2 separate regions of the Homo sapiens genome follow, and region 1 is linked to region 2. A link is a loop called in an ENCODE intact Hi-C map of the cell type or tissue named here. Cell type or tissue: heart left ventricle. All regions are shown on one strand. Each heading gives the region's core, and the rest is flanking DNA. Links, peaks and the distances in the headings are about the cores only. Region 1 has its middle 44 kb from the start of KCNA5. Region 2 holds the start of SNORA120 (small nucleolar RNA, H/ACA box 120).

Evidence for each region. Hi-C counts contacts between places; a loop is a spot of excess contacts. Peaks named below come from ENCODE experiments on the same cell type or tissue, not always from the same donor. Only the 100,000 strongest peaks of a DNase experiment are listed, where the experiment ranks them.
Region 1: it touches region 2 in a loop (6-fold over the local background); 3 of 110 quality-filtered maps call a loop at or near these places.

What each region holds. Positions count from the first base shown.
Region 1 is chr12:5,079,433-5,096,277 of GRCh38, forward strand. No RefSeq gene overlaps it. Among named protein-coding and RNA genes, the nearest start is that of KCNA5, 44 kb to the left of the region's middle. In heart left ventricle, for the core only: a CTCF peak has its summit at 4,996 (motif pointing left); a DNase peak (open chromatin) is centred at 9,649.
Region 2 is chr12:6,036,829-6,044,828 of GRCh38, forward strand. VWF (von Willebrand factor) reads right to left here. Exons shown (of 52, transcript NM_000552.5): 18 at 7,463-7,623. It overlaps SNORA120 (small nucleolar RNA, H/ACA box 120), which reads right to left and starts at 3,355; the gene lies at 3,209-3,355. In heart left ventricle, for the core only: CTCF peaks have their summits at 1,441 (motif pointing left) and 3,374 (motif pointing left); a DNase peak (open chromatin) is centred at 3,332.

The DNA of each region.
Region 1 (16,845 bases), core at 4,932-12,931, 950 kb before region 2:
ATAGAGTACAGCATTCAGTGTTTCAAAGCCTCCCAGATGGTTTGAATGCACACTGAAGTTGGAGAACCACTGCTGCAGAGGGCGCTTCCACTTTAAAGATAATGTAAAAAGCAAAGAGAATGGCATTGAGTCAAACCAAGGTGGATGCAGCCAGGATACCACCAAGTGCTCACTTTGGGTCTCAGCAAAAACAGGAGCCTCAGGGTCCCTCTCTTCCCTTCTTTTAGCAGAGATTCAGAATTTGTAATGTGGAAGACACACATCTGGATATCTGGAAGGATGGGGAGGGAGGGTCGGGCTACTCGATGAGGCGATCAGGGCAACGCGGCTTCTGCCCCTTGAAAAGAAGGCTCAAGTCAACCCACCTGAATCCTTCCACCGTGGCAGCTCTGAAGCCATAACAAACCATGCTATGATTCCCTGGTTATCTTACAACTGCTTCCCTATACCGCCCCATGGCCACCCCACCTCCAGTTTTGAAACCTCAAAGCCCGTCTGTGGCCTTAGAAGCCCGAGCTGTCCTGTGAAATCACGGTCTCCCACACAACCACGAGTTGCTCCCTGGGATTCAGAGTCCTCAGCTGTCAAACAAGGAGTGGGGCTGGGTTGTAAGGTGCCTGGTCCTTTTGGAATTTCCGGCTTTTGTCCTGGGATGTCTTGGGGGCAGCTTTGTTCGAGGAGGTCAGGTGTAGATGAGGTAACTCTCATGGTGCTTCCATCCCTTCCATTGTTATGTCAGGTGTTTAACATGTTTGCTGACTCTCATGCCATTTCTCAAGGTGGTCTGTAGGGTTTTCTCTTGAGCTCATCTTTACCTGAACTGTTTAAATGCAAATCCTGGGCCACTTGGCTATAGGGTCCCTGCTGGTCAGCATGGGCTTTGGCTTCCGCAAAAGGTCTCAGAATGAGGATCGTGGCCCAGAACCAATTTCTATATTGATGTCCTCCTTCATCATGTGTATAGTATATTTTTGGACACCAAAGTCTTGTTGAACACAGCCTTGCAGATTTTTGCTTTCTCATGGGAGCCTTCTCCCACCCAGAACTCCAAGTAAAGACAAACATCCCTGCCAGCTCCCTGAGCTGGAGGGTAGAGATTGCATAGTCACTTTTTACTGAGGTCATTGCCCTTTGCGAATGAGTAGGAGATTTTGTAGTTTCTTTTTACTGAAGATCATAGCTTAGCATAGGGTTCTCAGAGCCAGATCCTTATGGCCTTCTCTCCTGCCCTGGTGTCTGATGAATGAAGCCTGTGGGCCCAGTTCAGGTCTGGTCTAGACATTCCTTACCCCAAGCCACCTTTCCACTGGGAACTGCTTCAGTAAGAGATCTCCCCATTCTGGCTTTCAATTAATCATTTCAGACATCTATGGATTTTTCTTCCTCTTGTAAGCCCAACTACGTATGTATTTTTTAAATGTATGTTATTTGGCATTTTTATCTGCTGAGGTGCAAGCTTACGCTAGCCCAGCTCAGCACATGTCCATAACTCTAAGTCCCAGACGACACCGTGTTGCATGATTCCTTTCTAGACAAGAAAGCCATTTATTGGAATTAGCAGAGAGAATCTCTCACCAGTCCAGACTTTCCCATGGGGTTCTACTGATGCGGAACCAAAAGCGGCAGACAGGAAAATCCCTTTTCTCTGTGTTCCCTGCTCTATGGCGAGAGGACCGAGGCACCTAGGAGCTTCATTCCTAAGACGCTCCATCCTTGGAGGCTGCCACTCTTTAGCCCCTCCTCCCCTGCCTGGGAACGTGCTTGGGTCTCTCTTCACAGTTCCCCATTGGCTGGCGGAGTGCTCGGATGGACAGTGACCGTCTGGTGACCCAGCAGGGCGGAGGGAAGCTTTGGATGAGAATCCTCGGCTTCCCTGAGGACGCCTGAGGGTGGGGAAATAATCTCCCTTCTTCTCCAGCCATACAAGTTGCTTATCCCAGTTTCAGCTTTCTATGGTTTCAAAGATATATCCAGCTTTATCTGTTATGACGTAATTGAGGTGGAGGTAGAGGAGTTCAAGAAACGGAAGGGGGGTATCAGCTAGTTTGTGGGGATTTTCCTTTGTAGACCAGTATTAATGTGCGAAGCCCTTAACACCGAACAAGAGAAACCAGGGTTTTATTAATGTTAAAATTTCAGATAGAAGGTATGCTTTGGCGTGGAATAGGATCATTGTCGACATTGACGAAATAACACAATACATTGGGATTTTGAGAGATAGAAAAGAGGAAAAAGGAATTTCTCATCTTTCATAGAGAGAGGTTAACAGATACTGTCCACATTTGCAAGGAAATACTAATCTTAAAATTCTAAGTATTTTAAAAGTTTATTTATGTTTAAAGTAATTTTAGGTATGTTATTTAATGTCACAAAGATAAGTACTAGGGAAAAATTAAAATAGTTACTGATAAAAATTAAGATCCAGCGAGGAGAGGGTATGAGGTTGCAGAATTCAACAAATTCCCTATCTGTGACACTTGGTAGACAACAATTTCTGTTAAAATTAGGTAAATCAGCAATAGAAGCATAAACATTTTGTTTTCTACTAAGATGGTAACCATGAGAAGAACAAAAGCCAGAAACTAGTCATTGCGGTTATCTCTGGAGGGCAGAGGAGGGAGAATTTTCTTGTTTCATGTCTTTCTGTGATGTAGCTATTTTTTAAGATCATGGGCATGCAATTATTTCTATAATAATAAAAACCACTTAATGCATTTAATGGGTCAGAGATAATTGTATCTTGGTCAGCAGAATCTAGACAGAGAAATGTTTTGATTTCTGGGACTGCCAAATCTGTCTTCTTAAGCAAGATAAAGCCATGGAGGTCAGGAGGGATAAGCTGGCACTCTGTGACAGCCGGGTGGGAGAGGGGGCAGATAAGGCTCACCTTGCTCCAGCGGAGGGAGCATGGGAGTGAAAGAAGAAGGCCGAGTGCGTGTTAAAGGGTCAGGCTACTGCGGGCACATTGTTTCTTCAAGGGTCAGGAATATTGTGTCTAGGAAGACTATCTGGAGAATAAGAATTTTTCTACCTAGAGAACAGGAAAAAGATTAGAGAAACAGACACACACACACACACACTCACACACACACACACTCACACACACACGCTAGAATGTTGTTACTGTATTTTTCTCTTGGTTCTGTGGTTCCCCACATTCAGTAATTGGCCTTTCTGACTATTTCAGGGCCCTATATCGGAGCCCTTAATTTCTTTAAATTAAGAAATAGTCTAGAGAAAACAAAAGACAAAAGATGTGTTAGCTCAGATGCCATTCTGTGAAAAGGAAGCATTCCCCAGCACAGGTGAGATTCCTACTTATGTAGAATGATGGCAAATACAAGCTGAGACTCTAGTTCCTGACTCTTAATAGGGAGCTCTTTGTTCCAAAGGAAACTTCTTCTGCAGTGTCCCTAAAAACCACAGTGCCAGCGCCCCATCCTTCTGCAATTCCCACTGTGCCCTGACCATTGCCTATGCTTCACAAAGCTTTGTCTAGGAGCCTGAGGCTTTGGTCCTTTAGGAACCTCAGTAGATAAGCTGGAGTTTCCCAGTAGGTTTCCAAAGTGGTACTCAAATTTCTGATTTATTCTTCATTCATTTTAACATAGAAAGATGTCCTTTTCCTTCCCCCCTGACTAAGGTACCAAGAACTTGCTCAGGTTCACCATGGGAGGGTGGAAAAGCCCTCAGGACTGTGCAGCCAGTGGGAACATACACCATCGTCCTTCTGCAAAGCACCTCTCCCTTCCCCATCCTCCAAAACGCATTGGCCCAAACCACCACCTCCAGCCTTGATGTTGAAAATCCAACCCCCATGTTGGGCTATACATGTGTCAACCCTCACTGATGCTTTTAATTTCATCTCCTTCTGTTTTTTATGCATCATGTACTAACCTTCTTTCTGGACATTGTGTAAGCTTATGCCTCTGTGTCTTGGCACCACTTCTCCTCTGTGCCCGGAATGGCCTTCTTTGCCTCTCAGGTTTTCAAAACTTTACTTGATGACCCCTCAGGCCATTAACTGGTGTATCCTCTGGGCTGTTAGAGCACTGTATGTTAGTCTTGGCACCTTGTATCTCATTCATGTGTCAGTCATCTTCCAGATTCCCTTAAGGTCAGAAACTTGTGTCTCATCAATCTCTATGCCCAGCCCCTGGCACAGCAGCCATGCCATCCCCAGCACACACCAGGAGGCTCCCACATGTTGTAGGTGTGAAGATGAGCTTTGAGGTCTAACTGAGTAGAAGTCCCAACTCTGCCACTTACTTGCTGTGGGACTGGGGCAAGTTAATACTCCGTGCAATGAGGATTGCCTCCACTTCATTGGTTTGCTGTGATGATGAAATCAGATTGTTCCTGTAAAATGCTTTGTGCATGTATTATGTACTCAGTCAAATTTACCTATAATTATTAAATGAAAGGAATGTAGTGCACAATTTCAGATTTTTTTTCTGCCCACATTTTCTCTTATCTTTTCTAAAATTCCTAAACTAGGTAGCAAGAGCTGCAAGAACTTTCAGAGCTTGGAGACAGGCCCTAAAATCACAAGAATAAACCAACCTTCATGTGCTCCAAAATATGCCTCCTGGGTTGGAAGCAATGACAGGTTTCTGCAGAAGCTGGCTTTCCCATCGCCTGTCTCTAGACTGCTAAAGGGGGCTATCATTTGGAAAGTCCTCTAAAGATGGAAGTCTCCATTCCATTGGCGAGCGCATATCAACCCTGGAATGTTCTTTTTCCTGACTCATTTCCATCCATCACAACGAGTGTAGTTTTAGGCCCTCTGCCCTTATTCTGTCACCACAGACTTGTATCCCATAGAAAACTATTTCAAAGCCTGGAGCGTCTTCTCTGGTTCTCCTGATTAGGGTTTTTTTGTTGTTGTTTTTTTGTTTTTTTTGTGTGTGTTTTTTTTTTTTTTTTGGAGGGAAGGGGATGAGTTTCCATCAAAGGCTAGAAGGCAGAGCTGAATCTTGGACATGGTCCTTGGGTGACACCTGATGGTTAAATGCCATATCGCAACCATTTTTTTCTTCTGCCCAACAGTACACAAACTAGCAGAAAAGAGTCACCATTCAACAGATATTTTTGACTTGTTTCCATGAATAAAGGTAACTGACCAGCCAGGGGATCAGACCTCTGAGTTGATAAATATGCATCAGCTAGCTGAGCTCAGAAAATCCAGGTGACAAAGGAGGGGTCCTGGGGAGGAATGCGTTCGGGGTGAATCACCCACCTCCCAGGCCCGAAGGAAAGGGCTACTGTTCTCTGTACATGCATTTTTTATTACAACTTCACGGTATCACAAAACCATTGTTATCAGCAAGGCCCCACTAACCATGACAATGACCCCAGTACCACTTTTCCTTTGTCTTACCCTTTACTTTTACGAAGTACCTCTGTTATTTGAGCCTGACCCTAAAATCCTGTAAGGTGGGCAATGACAAGATTATTGTCTCAGCTGTTTGGTAGGGGAACTGAAATGTCTGGTCCAAAGCCAGATTGCTTTGCAATGCTGCTTCTGGGACTAGAGTGCAGAGGCCTTCCCTTCTGTGGTCCCAGTTTTGCTATTTTCAAGCTGCAATGATTTCTTCCCTCATGCCCTTTTACTCCAACCTCACTTCCCTCATGGTTCAAGTCCTCCCATCTCTACTGCAATGACTGCAATGATCCCTGGTCCCTGCTCTCTAGTCTCTTCCCCTTTCACGCCCTTCCATGGTGGAGTCAGTTGTATGTTTAAGACAAAGATCCAATCACACCTGATTTAAAACAAAAACCAAAATAAAACTGCCATGGTTTTCACTGCAGCCAGCACAAAGCTTAACCGTCTTGGCCTCCTGCACAACATCCTTGACTCCTGACTGCATCGACAGCCTCATCCCCAGCTCCTCTCCTCCCTGCCACCTGTGTCCCACCACACACACCAAATTTGAGCTCCAGCCACACATGGTTGCTGATCTCCATTCCCCATAGTCTTCCACCGCCCACCGCATTAATTTCCTCTCACAACATGCTTTCTTCTCACTTCTGTAGGCTGGCCATTCTGCTGTCTCCTCCAGATCCATTCTCCTCATTTCTCTTCCTTGCTTATTGTCCCAGAGACCATCACTCAGGCTCCATTCTCTCTGGATTCCAGTTGGCTTCAGCCATGAATCCTGCACTAGCCAGAGACCAGAGAGCAAGGTCCTGGTGCTCACAGTCCTCCTTGTGATTTGGGGAGTGGGTGCATCCCTCTTCCTAGGTCCCAGTCCTGTAACAGCCCTTCTCCACAGCCACAGCCATCTGCAGGTTCTGGGTATCCCACACTCACTCCATCCACTTGACTCCTTGGGCCTAGAGGTCTAGTGGCTTCCTGCTGCTCCCGGTGCCCTGTTGGCTCTCATGGCACTGCCCACACCCCTGCACCTTCTTTAGGCTCTGTTTGTCATTCCTTTCCAGTGTGTTCTGCATTCTGCCAGGAAGACCCTGACTGATACAACCTCTTCAGTGAGGCCTCTCCTGCATCCTCCTTCCTTCCTGGTAGCAGTAATCACTCCCACATAGAGTACCGTCCATGCATGCTACCTCACAGGATTAGTGGTTTGCACCATGAGTGACTCCATGGCAATGCTTCTTTCATTCATCTTTGTATCCACAGTCCTCAGTATGTGGTCTGGCACACAGTATGAGGTCAAAATGCTTAATGAATGAATCACTTCTTGCACAAAAGAGATGTTTTATTTGAAAGGATGTAGTCGAATGATATCAAGGCTTTGGGTTTGAACTTTATATGGATCAGTTATTTTTATGAAGAGCTTATGGCAGAGATTCTACCCTCATTCTGGTCAGTCATAATGGTTTCCCTTGAAGCGTGGATGGATCCACCAGCTTTCTCATGCCCAAGAGAGTGCCCTGCTCCAGAACACACAGGCTCTTGTGGCATGGCTTTTGAGGGAAAGCCCAATCATAGCGGAGAGTCATCCTCTGTAAGTCCTGCAATATATTGTGCATGGAGGCACAAAGCTTCTGGAGGTAGGAAGAGATGCTTCAGAACCAGAAGTGTCAGCTCCAAGGGGTGTCTGCTGATGAGTTGGCGTCATCATCAGGCTTCCCTGCTTTAACCAACCTACTTGAATCAATGACTACACTGAGCTTCTAGAGGGAAGGCTGGGGCTGGCCAAGAGACAGAGTTTGGGAGCTCTCATCACCGGTTCACTGATACGGGCTCTTTCATCTCACAAGACGCTAAAGCACAAAGACTTTCTGGAGATCATTGGGAAGGAAAAACCCAGGAGTGGGCACTAAGATGAGTCGTTGGAGCTGGAAGATGAGAGTGAAACTTCTGTTCTACGGAAGAAGGGGCCAAGACTTGGAGATGCTGTGTGTCTCGTGTTGCTCAGTCCCCAGACAGGATTTGGGATTCAGATGTGCACAGAGAGGTGATGGGCTGGCCCTGGTGCCCAACACACACCAGCTCTTCATCTGAAGGCTCTGTAGCATCTGCCTCCAGGCCTTTCTGTGACTCTCTGGGCCAAAGGCAGGAAAAGCAGGGCAAATCTTCTTCAAAGGATTTGGTTTATTTGCCACTAGAGTAATTCCAGATAGATCAAGGATGCAAGGCTTGGCAGTGTATTTGGGAAGTTGGGCTGGGATTCAACATTTGTTAGGGTTAATCAAGAGCTGCAGAGTTCTGTGCACCTAGAAGGTATTCATTAAAATTTGGTGAATAGATTAAAAGACAAAGCCACACACGCAGTACTTGTGGACAGAGCTGACTTTACAAGTCCCCCTCGCTTACCACGCCATCCATAGTAAATACCCCACAAGTCCCTTCACTGCTGGTCCTAGGTCTTTGCCCGGCTTCCCTGTCAATGTCTGGACACCTAAACGGGCTTCCTGGTTTTCCTCCAGCCTCCTTGCTTCTTGGCCCTCAGTGTGTGTGTGTGTGTGTGTGTGTGTGTGTGTGTGTGTGTGTGTGTGTGGTTGGGGAGGGCGGGTAGGCAGCCTTCCCCTGTTGCTATATTGGGAATTCTAAGCCCGTTGCTGTAAATGAAGTGACATTTGCCTTCGCATCCTTGTCTGAAAAGAGGCTCCTTTACACTGACTATATTTCTAGCCCCACCACGGTCACTTAGAGTGGCCACTGAGGGAGTTGAGGAGGTCACAGCCTCTCCTCGTGTATAGAGCAGGTGTTTGCACACTGGAACCTTTTTGCACACGCAGGGCTGGCCTCTGAGGTAGGGATTTCAATAGCTTCACAGGCCATTGTTTCCTCCTCAATGCCCCGAGATCAACGCAGGAAGTGTAGGTTTTCTTAAGGTGCCCCGGGAAGATATAACTCTATGAAGACCCACCATATACACAGGGAGTGACAAGGCCTATTCCCTGATTCTGACCATGGACCTGGGACAGCTGAACCAATGACAAAATGCAGCAGCTCCTGCCTTGCTTACAGCTCCATGTGGCTGAGTGCAGCCACCTCCTGTTCTTAGGGGTCTATGAGCGACTTAGGAGCTGGACGGGGAGGAGCACAGCAACCTGTGCAGGGGCCCTGCCTGCATATTCTCTCCACGCCTCTTCTTTCCCTCAGGCGGCTGGGAAGTCTGGACGGCGCCCATACCAAAGGGAGGACGTCTGCCTGGAAGCATGTGTGTATGTACGTATGTATTTAAGAGAACCAGTCTTGCTCGGTTGCCCAGGCTGGTCTTGAACTCCTGGACTCAAGCAATCCCCTCACCTCAGCCTCTTAAGCAGCTGGGATTACCAGCCGCCTCTGGAAGCATTTCCATCTCCCTGCAGGCTGCTGGCAGGCCACCTACTCAGAGCTGTGCCTGCTCCCTGTGCTCTGTTCCATGCAATCCCGGGCCCCCAGGTGCAAACGCCCTGTCCTAAAGGCACCCTGCCGGGCATGTGAGTGCTCTTCAGCCACCATAGGCCACAGGAGGGGAGTTGGAGGTGACTGGGCAACTCCTGGTTCACTTGCCTGGTGGGAGGGAGGCCATGACTTCACAAGAGTGGGAGGGAGGTGCTCAGTCACTTGCACAGGAGAGTTGTTCCCTCGTTCAGGTGAGTCCCTCCTCCACACACCTGTGGCTGGATCTGTGATGTGGCCTGACGTGGCAGGGAGAGCCAGTGGCCGTCGCCGGGGCTCCAAGCGTCCCCATCCTGCGGCTGGCAGTGCCTGGCCTCCTGGTCCACAGGACCAGGCCTGAGTGAGCCACACAGGGTAACTCTCCCATCCTCCAAAACCATCCAGATTCCACCCTTGGAAGTGGCTGGGCAGAGCACCCAGTCAGCCTTTCCTTGACTTCCCGCAGCGGCTGCAAACGCCGGCCTCGTCATGCTTTCCAAACGCATGTTCAAGGCCACGAAACAAGGAGGCAGGAGATGCACATTTTCTTTTAAACGGCTTTCTTGTCTGCCTCTCTGCGGAGTGAACGTGCTCTGAGGCAGGAAGTCCACAGGGCCTTTTCCAACCATCCTCCAGGGGCCCGCAGGGATGTTTGTGCCCCACCTCCCAGCCCCGTGGACTGACGTGGTACTGGCTGCTAGCAGGGTGGGGCGCAGTGTCTCAAAGCCGCGCTTCTGCACCAGGGTGGTGACTAAGAGGTAAAAGTTAACTTGTCCCAGACATCCATGTCAGGCTGGCTCCCCGGGCAAGGAGGTGGCAGCCAGCTCTGGCCTAGTGCCAAGGAAGTCTCCTTGATGCTCCCCAGCTGTGAACACCAATGTGAGTCTGACCACTGGCTTGCCACGTCATACAACTGGAGCTGCAGTGCTTGAGCCCAGCTCTCTGACTAGGAGGGAAGTGCCTGGTGCTCTGCACAACCACAGACACAGAGCTGGCCAGATAGGATGGGGGCCAAGGCCCTGCCATGTCCCACTGTGGCTGCATCCTGGCCCTGATGATGCCAGGCTGGTGGCTTCTCTAATCAGGCAACTCACAACCGTGCCACCCAAAGGCCAAGATCTCTGTCCCAGACCCTGACAACCAGCCTGCTCATCTCTGGTAATGTCCCAGAAAAAAATGGATAAGAGGGTCCTTTTCACTGCCTCTGTTCCTGTCTCCAGGAGTTCCCCCAGGGAACACTGCTCTTGCAGGTATGGAGTATGCTCACACATACTATGCTTAATATTTTGCTGTATTTTCTTCTGCTCTTTATTTGCAGTATGTGTGTGTGCGTGTGCGTATGTACATATGTGTGCATATGCTTGTGGGTCCATTTAAACAAACAGGATCATCTAATACCTAGAGATCATTACTTTTATTAATTAGTATTTTATTTGGGGATAATTCTTGCTAATTTACGGAAAAAGTTGCAAAAATAGTAGCATTCCTAAACACCTGTCATCCAGCTTTCCATAATGTTAACAACATCTTATATAGCAAAGACTAAGAAATTAACATCAGCACATTCCTATTAACTAAATGATGGGCTGTATTTAGATTCCACTAGTTTTTCTACTAATGTCCTTTTTTCTCTTCTAGGATCCAATACAAGATACAACACTGCATTTAGTCTTCACGTCTCCTTAGTCTCCTGGTTTCTCAGCTATTCCTTGTATTCTGTGACCTTGAGAATTTTGGAGAGCACAGGTCAAATATTTTGCGGAGTGCCCCTCAATTTGACTTTCTTGATGTTTTCTCATGATTAGGCTGGGGTTGTGGGTTAATGGGAGGACCACGGAGGTGAAGTACCCCCTCACTGCACCACAGCAGAGAGTGTCACGTCAACGTCAACAGGACCTACCACGTGGTTATGACTGGTTTCTCCACTGTGGAGTTACTGTGTCCCCATCCTACATGCTATTCTTTGGCAGTGTGTCACAGGCCAGCCTACACTCAAGGGGAGGGGGATTAAGTTCCAAACCTTCTGGGGTGGGTGGGGGGAGTATCTACATATATTATCTGGAATTTTTCAGAGAGAAATATTTGTCCTTTGTCTCTCATTTATGTGTTCAATCATTTATTTATATCACTATGGAGCCGTGGATATGCATTTTATTTTGCAGGGTTATAATTATTCATGTTGTCACTCAGGTTGTCCCAGTTTGGGAATGAGGGTCTCTTTCAGCTTGGCTCCAGTGTTCTTCAGCTTCCCCACCCCACCTCCTTTTTGTTTTTGGTGAGCACTTTCTTTCTTTCTTTTTTTTTTTTTTTTCATTCTGGCTCTATAAGGTTCCTCTTATATTTTTCCTGCTCTGCCTTACAATCAGCCTTTTCTCCTAGGAGTCCTGATTTCTTTCCTTGGAGAATTGTATTTAAAAACCAATCACTGGGCCCTGGGGATGCTCATTGCTACTGGGGTGTCAGTCACTGCTTCCAGACCTTCTCAGCAGACAGAGCTAGGAAATATCTGTATGTACATGTGCATAGACACATAGCTATAATCACTTCTGTATTTCTACTTATCAGTATAAGTAAATACGAGTTCTTAAAATAAACAAGAATTCACGTGGTTACACTAATCTCTAATCCACGATTATAGGGTTCATTCTAGTCTTCTTCCTTCACTAATTTGTAATTTCTTTCTCTGACAGTGAAAATCTTGGCTTTCACTATTGACGACTCATTTACTTACTTATTCAGTCCTAAAATATATGTAGCAGTTTCAGAACTGAGTTTTGTATACTGATTTTTTCTTTCTTCTTGTTTTTAATGTTAACTTTCTAGAAGCATAAAATACATTCATAAAAGTGCACAACTCAAAAGTGTAAGGCTTGCATTTTCAAAAAGTGAGCACATTCTGTTAACCTGCACCCAGAAGATCAAGAAACAAAACGTTATCAAAATTTCAGAAGCCCCGTGACTCTTGGCAGTCATGTCTCCCCTATACACAGAAAGCCCTAATTTGACTTCTAACGCTATTAGTGAGTTTTGGCTGTTTTTGAACTTTATGGAAAGGAACCAGACTGAATTGTATCTGCTTCTTTTGCTTGGCATAATGCTTTGAGGTCCACCCCTGTTGTTGCAGGTAGTTATAGCTTATTCATTCCCATGTGTCCTGCTTTCTTAAGATTGTATCATGAGTTCTTTTCCACAGTCTTAAGTGTGTTTCTCCAGTGCGATTTTAATGGCTATATAATATTCCACAGTTTGATAATACCATAAACTATTTACTTATCCCATCTTGTCTGTCATTTGATGGGCCTCTAATTCCTGCATTATGATAACACTAGTCAATGTTACCTTAAGAAGATTGATGTAATAATCCTAATGCCTCAGAGTTAGTCTCATCACATCTGGAGGTTTGCATTCTATTCCAGCCTTAGTCCTCACAGCACATCCAGAGGGGGCCTAAGAGGGTGCTGAGGATTCTGGAAGCTGTGGCTTAGGAAGCTCAGCTTGGGGAACTGGACTATTAGGCATGGGGGTAGACAAGATAGCTGTTTTCAAATATTTGAAGCACTATTTGAAAGAGTGTTTTATGAAGTTTTATTCTGTTTTATGAAGTTTTAGTCCTCATGTTTAGCTAGGAAGAGACAGGTTTTTTGTTTGTTCTGTTTTGTTTTGAACCTATAATAGTATAAGGAAGGTGATGAATAAGACAGGTACTAGAAATAACTACACCTGAATGACACCCATGAACTGGGACTGCCCTGCGCAAACCAGGCCATCCATCATCACCCCAGGCACAAGAAACTCTTTCTAATGAGTACAGACTTGACTGAGAAATGAAAAGGCTGATGTACAGTGCTGATCTTTCTGTTATTTGAGATGTGTTATAGTGTTAGGCAGGATTGTGCAAAGGTTTCCTACATTGGGAGGGAGGCTACACTAGATGACGTCCAAGTGGCTGGATGATCATTGGATGGCAGTCTAGTTCTGAAAGTCCATAATTCAGCCTGGAAAATGATCAGCAGTATTGCCAAAGTGAGTAAATAAGATTTACATTTCTCTCTTCCTGGTCCTTATAGAAGCATGATTTCCATCTGGTCCTCATACTTGCCTTTTTTAAACAGCTTTATTGGTGTCTGGTTGCCGAGAGTTAATAGAGTGTTGTGCACTTAGAAATTTGCTGAAAGAGAAGATCTCATGATAAATGTTCAAAATTGGCTTTTGCAAGGCTAGAAGAGAGGACAGGGATGATGCTTTGTAACTTGTCAGATGCTGGGCCTGAAGTTCAATGTTCTGTGGTGATTGAGGGTCGATTCTCTCTGAAGTTTTGAGAATTTAAACGACTTATTCAGGGTGCACGAGTCAGAATGTTTTGGTTGTAAGAAACAAAAGTCACTGGCACTAACATAAGCCTGAGGCTCAAATACATCTATGATCTTGAATTATATGAGTGACCCCTCTATCTTGATAACATATTACCACTTAAAAATTATATATATATACAGAATATATAATATAATATAATAATATTATAATATATGCCATATTATATTATTATATGCTATATTATAATATAATAAAATATATAATGTTTGTTTCAGGTTCAGGGGTACATGTGCAGTGTTGTTATATTTGTTAATTGTGTGCCACAGGGCTTTGGGATACAGATTGTTTCATCACCCAGGTAATAGGCCTGCTACCTGATGGGTAAACTTTTTATCCTCTCCTTCCTCCCACCCTCCACTCTCAAGTAGGCCCCTGTTTCTGTTGTTCCCTTCTTTGTAGTCCTGTGTTCTCATTGTAAAACTTTCTATCTTGAGATACTCTTAGACTTACAGAAGAGTTGCAATAACAGTACAGAGAATTCCCACACATCCTTTACCCAACTTTGTCTAATGTTCACTTCTGACATAATCATCACACAGCGAGCAAAACCAAGAAACAAATATTCATGCAATGTTATCAGCTGAACTGCAGATTTTATTTAGATTTCACCATGTTTCCTATTAATGTCTTTCTCTTTACCAGGATCTAATCCAGCATCCCATGTTGCATTTAATTTTCATGTCTCATCAATCTGAGACAGTTTTTGAGCCTTCTCTTTCATGATCTTGACAGAGATCATGAAAGAGTATTGGCCAGATATTTTGTAAAAGGTCCCTCAGTTTGGGTCTCTGGATGTTTCTCATGATGGGACTGAGGTTATGGAACTTTGCAAACATTACCACCAAACGCTCCCCTGTCCCTCTCAGTGCAGCACATCAGGTGGTACACGACTCTGAGGCATCTCATTACTGGTGAAGTTAACCTCAATTACTTTCTTAAGATGGTGTTTGCCAGCTTCTTCACTGTGCAGTCACTATTTTCCATTTGTCATTAACAAATTTTGCTTTGAGATCATGCACATATACTTTTTCGCTGTAAACTTTCACCCACTAGTTTCAACATCTTTCATAAATCACCTTTTTTATTTAAGCTGAGTCAAATGAATTCCCAGAGAAAAATGCATAGGTGCAGAGAGCTGACAGCCTGGCTTCCCGTGGTCATCTCTTTTCCTTTCTATGTCACTTCTGGGGGCAGCTATTTCTCTCTAGGCCCCCTTCATTCCCCTCTCTCTTCAGGGCCATCTCTGCTCTCCAGCTCGTGTGATAGACAAAAAGGCTGCCATCGGCACCCCTCACCAGTGTAAGAGACCAGCCCAAGGGAGGTGGGCTCTCCTAGTTCCAAGCCCAAGTTCTTGGGGAAAGGACTCTGACTGGTCCAGTCTGGGTCAGTACCCAAGTCGTGATACGTTAAGTTGGCTCCAGAGGTGCAAGATTGGATTGCTTATATAAGTCAGCTTGGGACTCCCCTTAGTATTAGGATGGGTGGAAAATATTCCCCCAAATCTTTGTGAGATGAGCACACCCCTAGTGTGTATCCAACCACACAGCATGTCTGAGGCACAGTCAGAACAAAACACAGGTCCCTCCACTTTTTAAACAGTGTGAGTTTCTTGTCAATGCCTCAGCACACATTAGGCACTGAATCTGTGACAACTTGACTTCTCTACCTTGATCACAATCAAGCTGGAGTGGCACTTTATCCCAGTCCTGGAAATAAATATGAAATCACACTCGGGTAGGAAGGGAAGGTGAAGGGCTGAAGGTCCCCAAGAGTTCCCGGGGCTTAAAGCTCTTTTTGGTGATCTTTGAAGCTGAGTTATTCATCCAGCTGTGTTATCCTAATTCTCCAAAGACACGGAACTAAAACCCAAGAGCTAATCACTTAGTGGGATTGACCTTAAAATGCAGCAGATTTTCAGGAATGATTAGAAAATCTTTTCTGAAAGGAGAGATGCCTGGATCAGGTTCTTCAAGGAAGGAAAGCAAAGCATACCTCCTTGGTTCAGTGGGGAGCAAAGGGAGGGCTGGGTGCATGCTGGGAAGAAAACAATGCTTAGCAACATTTTCTAGATTCCTGGTTCATATTTTCCCCCTGATGTCAGGAACGGAGCATCCTTTTCTCCCCTGGCAGCTTGATTATGGCACTAAGAAATCCAAGATAAATGGGATGCTCTGTGAATGAAGCCTGGAACAGCTGGACATTGCTGAACACAACTGCAATGGCTGGTCAAATGGGGACATCTGGTTCACCTCCCCAGAGGTTTGGCAATGGTAATAAGGCCAATAAAGATAATTCAATCAGCCACTGTAGGCTGAGGCTCTCGGGAGCCCAAACACTGGGCTGGAGAGATTGGGTTTCTTTTCCATGGGAGCAAAGGAAGGAGACTGGTGGGAGAACCAGCTGTGCGCCTGGCTTTTCCCACCTGCAATTCTGGGTCTCTGCAACCACGGAGGACAATTTCCCAGGAAAGGTGAGGGAGCACATGAAAGGCCAGGACCTCTAGAAAGTCATTGTCATAGGAATTCCTAGTGCCCGGTGTGGCAGATGTTTGTTCCATGGTGACTCAGTGAAGGATTCTTAGAGGTCAGAAGACTTGGGATGAAGACAGTCCTAAGTCATACAAGTGCTCAGTGGTCTTGAGCAAAAGACTTAGTCTCTCCTGAAACTCAATTTTCTCATCTGTAAAATGAGGACAGAAATACCTATCTCCCAGGATTGTCATGAACATTATATAAAATCATGAATGTGGAGAAGTTTGCTGGAAGAATGTGAGCCATTTTGGTGGTGGATCAGATCAAATCAACAGTTTGTGATGCTCTCAACCAAGTGTCTTTTCTCTATAGTGACAGATGACATGAGACCTGAAACTCACAGGAGATTCAGGTATCTTCGTTTTAGCCTCTAGTCTCAAACTTTTAAAAATAATTTAGTCAGTTTTCTATATGAAGAGGATATAGGGAAATGACATGCTGGATATCCATGCCTTAATTTTTACTCCCTACGGAAGGATCTGTGAGCAATAAACTGCCTAGAAGGTGATGGGAGAAACATGTGGACTTCACAGGGCTAAAGATTAGATTGGAAGATAGTGAAACTGAGGTTCAGAAAAGCCACCAGGACTAGCCAAAATCACAATTCAGGGTTGAGTCTGCTATCCAGGTCTCATCAGCAAGGGATTTTTGGTTCCAACACACTCTGCAATTTCATGGGCTAAGACAGTACTTGAGAGTGTCCTGACTAAGTCAATAGTTTACCTCAGTTTCCCCAGTCCCCTTTATATCTCTGGTCATCTCTGACATGCGGGTGCTCTGCCATCAAAGGAGTGACTCCTGAGCAAAATGTCCAGTAACATCACCCAAGATGTTACAAGAAACTGCCTTAGTTTGGTGGGGGCCGGGGGCAAGAGGGAAGGTCGGTATAGTTGGAGGGAGGGAGTGGCTTCTTTGGCCTTAGTGTCCTGGTCTGAAGAAGTGTCCACAGAGCATGGACATTGGGTGCATGCAGCATGCAGAATGACAAAACAGGCTCCAGTCACAAGAGCTTCTTTGATTCAAGAGAATGTGACATGAGGAATGATTCTATTTAGCTTTCTCTACTAAGGGAATATTTGTCAGCGGGATCATGAGTCAGAAGAGGAA
Region 2 (8,000 bases), core at 1-8,000:
CCAGAGGCCTTGAAATGCACATATTCTTACACCTAGCCATCCCAAGGAAAGGATTTCTCTGAGGGAAATAGAATTATGGACAAAGATTGATGGAGAATTATTTATCATTGCAAAAAAAAATTGGAAACACTTAATAGGAAAATGACTAAATCCATTGAGGAATCACCAGGCGCCAGTATCCTATGGTGCTATTACAATGGTCCTTTGGAAGAATCTTAAATGAAGTGAGAAATACTTATGCTGTTAATTTTTAACACAGGAAGAAAAACTGTATATACATATGGTTCCAAATGTATATATATTTCACAAAAGACTAGAAGGAAATACAGAATCTGCCTCCAGGTGGTGAGCTGGGATAGGCGAGTGGGAGGATTTTATTTTCTTTTTCAGTTTTAAAATTTTTTTCCAAGTGTTCTTCAATGAGCATGTATTATGTTTATAATTAAAGAAAATGAACACTATATTGAATAAAATTAATATGTACTTAACACTCTGGAGGTGAGGGCCAAATATTGGGCATAAGTAGAAATCGATCAGAACTAGAGTCTGGGGGCTGGTCCAAGCCACAGGCCCCCTCCTGCCCAGTCTCCCGTATCCCGGTTCACTCTCCATGGGGTATGCTCTACTTCCCCGTCGTCACCCCTCGGGAAACTACTTTCGTGAGCATGTTGTATTCCTCCGGTCTGTTGGGGCTGAGAAAATAAAAGAACTAAGAACTACCAGCCCCAGAAGAGTCAGCCAAACCCACTCTGAGCTCAACATGCAGACACGCTTCTGTCCCGACTCCAAGGGGCAGCCCTGGGTGCCTGTCCTGGTGTGGCCTAGCCTTGGGGGTTCTCAAAGAGGCCTGGGTCACCCCCAGGTGAAGGACTGTGGCACCTTGGCTCCAGAGCTCCCTGCAGGGCGAGAAGCTCCTGGTCTGAACAGTTCCAGCTCCACGTGACCCAGTCACTCCCCAGACAAGTCTGAGCTCCCAGGCCTGGAGCTGGACAAATCCCTGGGAACAGGGCAATCTTGGGCTGAACAAAGGGCTTTCAAGGACCCAGGCTAGAATCGTATGTGAGCATGTGTGTGTTGGGGCGGTTGGGGGGAGGGAAATAGGAAGAATCCTCCACTGCTTAATGTCATCTTCACCCAACCTCAGGAGGTGTTCCCGCATCTCTGGAAGCCCAGCTGATGGGTCAGGATGACAGTGCAGGGCATAAGATGCAGGTTGACCCCACTCTTGGTAGCTCTTACCTCCCGGAACCACTGTTCTTGGGAGGGAATGAGCTTAAGCACCCAGTAGGGAAGATGGCACCTTGGTAGGAGCTGGCAGGGCTGAAAAACCTCTCTCTAGCAGAGCATTCAAAGCCTCTGTCACAATTAGGGTTCATGTCCACATCGCCCCGTCCAGTGTCAGCTCTGACTTAAGCCTGAGGCCCACCACCTAGTGGCTGCTATAAGAATGACTGAGGTATCCCACGGATGCCTTACAGTCAACGGAAACCAGATAATACGCCTCCTTGTGGCAAATACCATGTGGGACAGAAGTGCAGGGACGGACTCCAGGAAACAGAGCCAGGCTCCCCTTACCTCAGCAGCACATGTTGCCCCTCACCCTTGGGCAGGCCGGGCTGGGGGCTCCCAGGCCTCTTGGTCTGCATGCTGCATGTTTTTACCTCTCGCCATGATATTCAACCCATGGGACAACCCACCATGCCTCCTGTCACCCAGGTGTGGGTCTATGGAAGCCCAGCCCTCCTCCAGCGGACAGAACACTCCAGTCCCAGCTCAGGTGTGAGATAACAATGCCATGACTGCAGCCGCCACCTCCTCCTCCTTCTGAGCACCCACTGCAAACCACGTGGCTGCTCTCTGCCGACTCGTGTTAGCAAGAGGAGGTTATTAATTCATGGACAGCAATATTATAATAGGACCTTGATATTAAGTGAGGACTGCTATGAAGGCCACAGTGGTGTGGAGTTAGGTCATAAGAGAGCTGGAGAGGAGACAAAACATAATCTTCAATGAGAGGAAAGGGTTTCCAGGACACAGCATGAGACTTCCTGACTTGGGAGAGAAGAGCAGGTAACAATAGCCCAGCTAAAAACACCCAGAGAATCCCAAAGTGGCAAAGACATTCAGGGAGGTGGAAATTCATGGAGGTAGATAGGCCTGGAAATAAAGGGGTAATTTAGGGGATGGATTGGACCCAGAGGGGAGCTGTGCAGAGAGGCGGGGCAGGCCAGCACAACAGTCCCTGGCCAAATTTTGTGGCAAGTCACTTAAACCTCACAGTTAAAATGAAGAGAACCACCTCCGTCTAGTGTTTGTCCCTTCGGGACATCAAAAGGCTACTAAGATAAAGTCTATGAATGTCCCCTGAAGACTTCAGAAGAAAGCCTGGCAAAAATACTCGTCCCATCACTCACCAACTCATGACATCTTCAGTCCGAAAGGGGTCAGGCTGAGAACGTGGTCCTACGTGTTGGTCCACTCCAAGAAAATTATAAAGTAGGAAAATACTGGTCTTGTTACCTTTCTCTGAAAAGGCCCCATTGTCCCCAACTCTCCATACATGAACACCATCGTGACCCACTCTCCAGAATCTTTTTTACCTTCCAACTGCCTCTCGTTCATTCTCCTACCCCATCAGTACTTTCAGGCCAAAGCAGCTGAACTCAGCCAGAAGCTTGCGAGGAGGAGAGTGATCTGATTAAAGCACTCCTGCTGAGCGTGATGACTCCTCCTATGAAGACTTATGAGGTTCCGCTTTTTTTAAACCTCTCGCTTGTTAACCAAAATGAATTTTTGCTTATTATATTTCAGTAAGCCCGACTGAGTGACAAATCATGGACCATGTAGGAGATATTTCTGAAACAGGCCCTTCTTTGGATCTTTTAAAATGTGCAACGCCCACATGTGAGGCCGCCTCTGGATGGGCCCTTGAACCCAAGCTCTGAACTTTAAGAAGTGGTGCCCAACTCCTTCAGTCTTCACATGGGGCCAGTGAGGAAACTGGACATCCTGGGATCAGGGACATAACCACACTTCTCGCCACCAAGAGGCTCCTAATACCAGCAGTTTGGGAGATGTAGCTGCTAGGTTTCAAACGGGAAGTCAGCATCTCCCAGACAGAGGCCTAAGTGTTTCAGATTACAGGAGCCCTGGTCTCAGAGTCAGGAGACCAGAATTTCCACTATACAACTATGAAGGCTTGACCCGGCTCTGTTCCCTTTCTGTCCTCAGTCTCCTCCCGTGTGATAGAAGGGGCTGACATAATGGGACCTCAGGGTTTCTTCTTCTCTGCCCTCTACGATGCTCCCAGAGTTACCCTTGCCGCCGGACTCAGGAAGGGTGAGCAGGGCAGTGAGTTGTGCTTTGCTGTCACCTAGTGGTGGTAGCAGGTAATATTCTAACTTAAAGAGATGGATGCTTCAGGCAAGCATGGCTCCAAGAATTTCTGAACTAGAGAAAAATACCTGGGAGATCTTCCAGCACAACCCCCTCATTTTATCGATCCGGCAGGTCTCAGAAAGTGAACACTGGGATCTAAAAAGATGCTCCTGTGTGTGCTAATTCCCTGCAGCATCTCTGTTCATGGCAGGATTCACCGTTTCCCACCACGAACTTACTGTAATAGTTAGTGGTCATTAAACCACCACTCACTAAGCACCTCCCATGTGCTCGCTGCTCTCATCTCCAGTCTTCCCAACAGCCTGCAAGCCAGTTTTACAGATAAGAAAATTAAGACGCCAAGATGTTAAGTGACTTGCCACTCACTTAAGTAGATGTTAGGAGGCAGGATTCAAACCTGGAAGTGTGAGGTTCCGATACCATGCCGTTTCCAGGCGGTTTCTCTGCCCTTCATTTATCACGGTGCGGACCACTTAGCAAAGGGACCCCCATCCTCCTCATTCCCATGCCAGGAGACCTTTGCACGATGGCAGGAGCAGATACAGCCTGCAGCTTGTGGGGTCAACCAGAAAACCTCTGCTCTAAGCAGGTGCCAGGCCTGGGACAAACCAGAAAGAGAGGGGTTCTTTCTCTGCCCCCGCCAATATTTTCAAACAGGTGCTTCTGGGCATACGGTGGACACTGAGAGGCACCTTAGAGGAGGAGAGACAATCTTCGGCTGAGAACAGGGCTGCTCAAAGTGCATTCCCTGGGCCAGGGCCAGCCTGTGAGGACGCAAGCACAGAAACTAAGAGAAAGTGTTTAGAAAATCTTAGGGAAATTTGGCAGAGTCATGTTATGTCTGTTATATGTCATAAAAAGTGGGAAGTAAGAGTTTAGATTTAGGGATCATGAAAAAAAGGAAAGAAAACATTTTTTAAGGCCGGGCATGGTGGCTCACACCTGTAATCCCAGCACTTTGGGAGACAGAGGTAGGCAGACCACCTAAGGTCAGGAGTTCGAGACCAGCCTGGCCAACACGGCAAAACCCCATCTCTACTAAAAATACAAAAATCAGCTGGGTGTGGTCGTGTGCGCCTGTAATCCCAGCTACTCAGAAGGCTGAGGCAGGAGAATCACTAGAACCTGGGAGGTGGGGGTTGCAGTGAGCCGAGACCATGCCACTGCACTGCAGCCTGGGTGACAGAGCAAAACTCCGTCTCAAAAAAATTTTTAAAAAAAAAAGAAATTTTTTTTTTTGAGACGGAGTCTCGCTCTGTCGCTCAGGCTGGAGTGCAGTGGTGCAATCTCAGCTCACTGCAACCTCCGCCTCCTGGGTTCACGGCATTCTCCTGCCTCAGCCTCCCAAGTAGCTGGGACTACAGGCGCCCGCCACCACGCCCAGCTAATTTTTTGTATTTTTAGTAGAGACAGCGTTTCACCGTGTTACCGGGATGGTCTCGATCTCCTGACCTCGTAATCCGCCCGCCTCAGCCTCCCAAAGTGCTGGGATTACAGGCGTGAGCCACTGCGCCCAGCTGAAAATATTTTTTAGTTGGGTGGGATCATATTATTTTTGTCATTGCTTTTGTTTTATTTTTATGAGAATTCATTTTTATTGTATTTACAAAAGCATGGGTCCACAGCAGGCTGGAAATCTAAGAAAAAGCATCCTTTACAGGTCTCTCCTATGGACAGCAGGAAGAACTGATGGGTGCAGCCTCTGAGACAGCCTTGGATAGTTACAGAAACAACAATGAAAGCTATTCCTACACTTCTGTAGAACTCTCTGGCTTTAAAGTGCTTTCACACACATCTCCTTGGGGCCCACAGCCATGCATCATGGAGGCAGAACAGGAATTCGGTGTCTACGTAACACATGAGGTGACTGGGCTTCCGGTAAAGACTGAAGGATTGCACAAGAGCATGGAGTGGGAAAGCAGGGAAGCCTGGCCTGACGGGTCTGCCCTCTGCACCCCATTCCTGCTCTTTCTGCCCCCCGCAGATCTGCCCCCGGGAAAAAGCCACTTCCCTTTCCCCTGTCAAGTCCTCAGAAGAATGCAGAATCCGTGACCCCTTCCCCAAGCCCTTAGTGACATCCCACAACCCTGCCCCTTCACAAGGGACAGACTGGACAGAGGAACACCCCGAGGGATGATGTCTGCACCATCAGATGGGCCCAAACAGGGTGTTTCCAGGCCCAGCTCCATTTTCTTTGTGTTATGGCCAAGAACACGTGTCCCGTGCTGCAGGCGGCACGCTGCGCACCCTTAATAAATTACACGGACTTCTCTGCTCTCTCGAATCTGGCCGCAATAATTTGCACACTCGCCGGCATCGTAAGGAAGCAGTTGTGAAAATAACCGAATCTCTTACAATATGAACCTGCAAGTTAGAATCCCCTGTGGCTGAAGTGCGAGTCACCTCGTCACGTGACAGGTATCCAAGTGCTGTCCTCAGAATGCATGCCCAGTGCTTCAGGAATGAAATGAGCGCCTAACAGGATAGCCACAGCCTGTATTTGAGGTCCCGCTGTCCTCTTTTTTGGATTTGGGGTCATAATATAATTATTGTGGTTACTAATATTTAAGGCTATCTGTATTTTTTCCTTCATGACAAAAAAGTTTGTTTCAAAGCATATCCGATGCTGACATAGTCCTCTGAGTGATGTTCCTTTTCCTGCTGAGTATGATGAAGAGACAATGATCTATGCTTTCCCCACACCAAAGCTCTGAGACACTCTACCTAAGAGGCCCCAGGGATAAAGAAGAGCAATAAGGAAGATTCCCCTGCCCTCTCCTATTTTTTGTTCCTACCCAGGTCTGAGATTCCCCACCTTAGAGACCCTTCGTGATATCCACCTTCTGCTAAGGCACCAAACAACCCTTCCAGTTCAAAGGTGCTCATTGGCCAATCGCTAGCTCTCCTCATCAGAAAAGACAGTTCCAAAACCCTCAGAGGCTAAGACAGAGGAGGAGAGAATTAACAAGAGTTGGTCTCTCTGTTTGGGAGAAGAAAGAGTTGAAGGGGAAGTAGAAAAGTAAGCATCTGTCCTTCACACACTGCAATCCCAGCCTTCCTGAGAGACACTGGTAATTGAGTCCACATTCCCTCTACAGAATATTGACAGGTCCCACAGTCCAGGACACTTCCCCTCAAGCAGAGTCCTGGGCAACACTAAGTCCCCTCCAAAGCCATCTGAGAGCCACCCTCTCCCATTCTGGCCTCCACAGCCTCTGCCCCAACTCCTCACCATTCACTTTGGGTATAAGGAATTGGAGTTGGGGAAAACAAGAAGACAGGATGCATTTTGAAAGAGAAACATCTGGAAGTTGCATCCTTCAGGATGTATGCGTAATCTATTTAATACAACGCTGGCTAAGATTAGACTTGGGAGGGAGATAAGGAGGAGTAGGCATGCTCAGATCATTGCCACCAGCAGCAGAACATCCACATAGGAGCCAGGAGTCGCAAACCAGCACGGCCTTGGATGCACGGCCTCCATGCCTGTTTCAGGCACAGCACCGGAGTCATGGAATGTTAAGGGCTGGCCAAGACCTCACGACTCACATTACAGATGAGGAAAACAAGTTTCATTGTGGGGAAGAGACTTGTTGGGCCCATGGCTTGCTAGTGACACGGCAGGGCCATCAATGTCTTTTTTTGAAATAGAAAATTATATGCATATACGTCAATCATATGCAAATATATATGTGTCCCTCCATTTTCATAGCATGGAAGGCGGCCCCTGGGAAAATTCTAGTGGGAATGCTTGTTTTTACTAGTACGTATTTTCTGGAAATTCTTTGCTTCCTATGGCACTCCTGTAAGCTAAGTTCTTATATTTTTGTCAGATCCTGTGAGGATCAACCCCAGGCATTTTCCTAACAACTCCCTCCCTGACTTTGGCAGGGAGGAGACAGAAGAGCCTCCCCTCCTCCATGCCCCCATTACCAGCACCACCTCCATTGCTATCCGTGTTTAGCCCTTGTTTCTTCCTCTCTCTGGCTGCACAGCCCCCTCACTCATCCCTGCCTACAAGAAAACTGAAGGGCAGGCACCAGCTCTGTGCCTGGTGACTCACCATGCCCGGGGGGCAGAGGCAGCCAGAGACACAGCCCATGCTCATGCACTCCAGGTCATAGTTCTGGCACGTTTTGGTACACTCGAGCCCTTCAGCCCGCAGGTTGTCAGCGGGACACACCAGCTTGACCATGGGGGGCCGACAGGATAGGCTCCTTTTGCCTCGAAGGTAGGAAAAGCAAAGAGATGATTAGTGAAGGAGAGAATGGACCTACCTTCCACACTGTCCTTTGGTCCCCTAGAGTCTGTGACTAAATTCAAGAGACTCAGAGTTGCCCACTCACGGGGACCAGCAGCTGCCTGAGCCAGGGTCCCTGTGTGGGACTGGGAGGGCATCTTCTCACCTGGGCTTCTGACCTCTGGCTTACATTGGTGGCAGCTCTTCTGACCCCAGCTCTCATCTAATGTCCCATACTTGTCATCACCCTTAACCTTGCTATAGCAGGTTACATTGAATCAGGATGCATTGCAGAAATTTCCAGACCCAGGCTTGAAAAGACCTGAGTTTGGGTGCTAAAAAGGAGTTTTAATGGACCCAA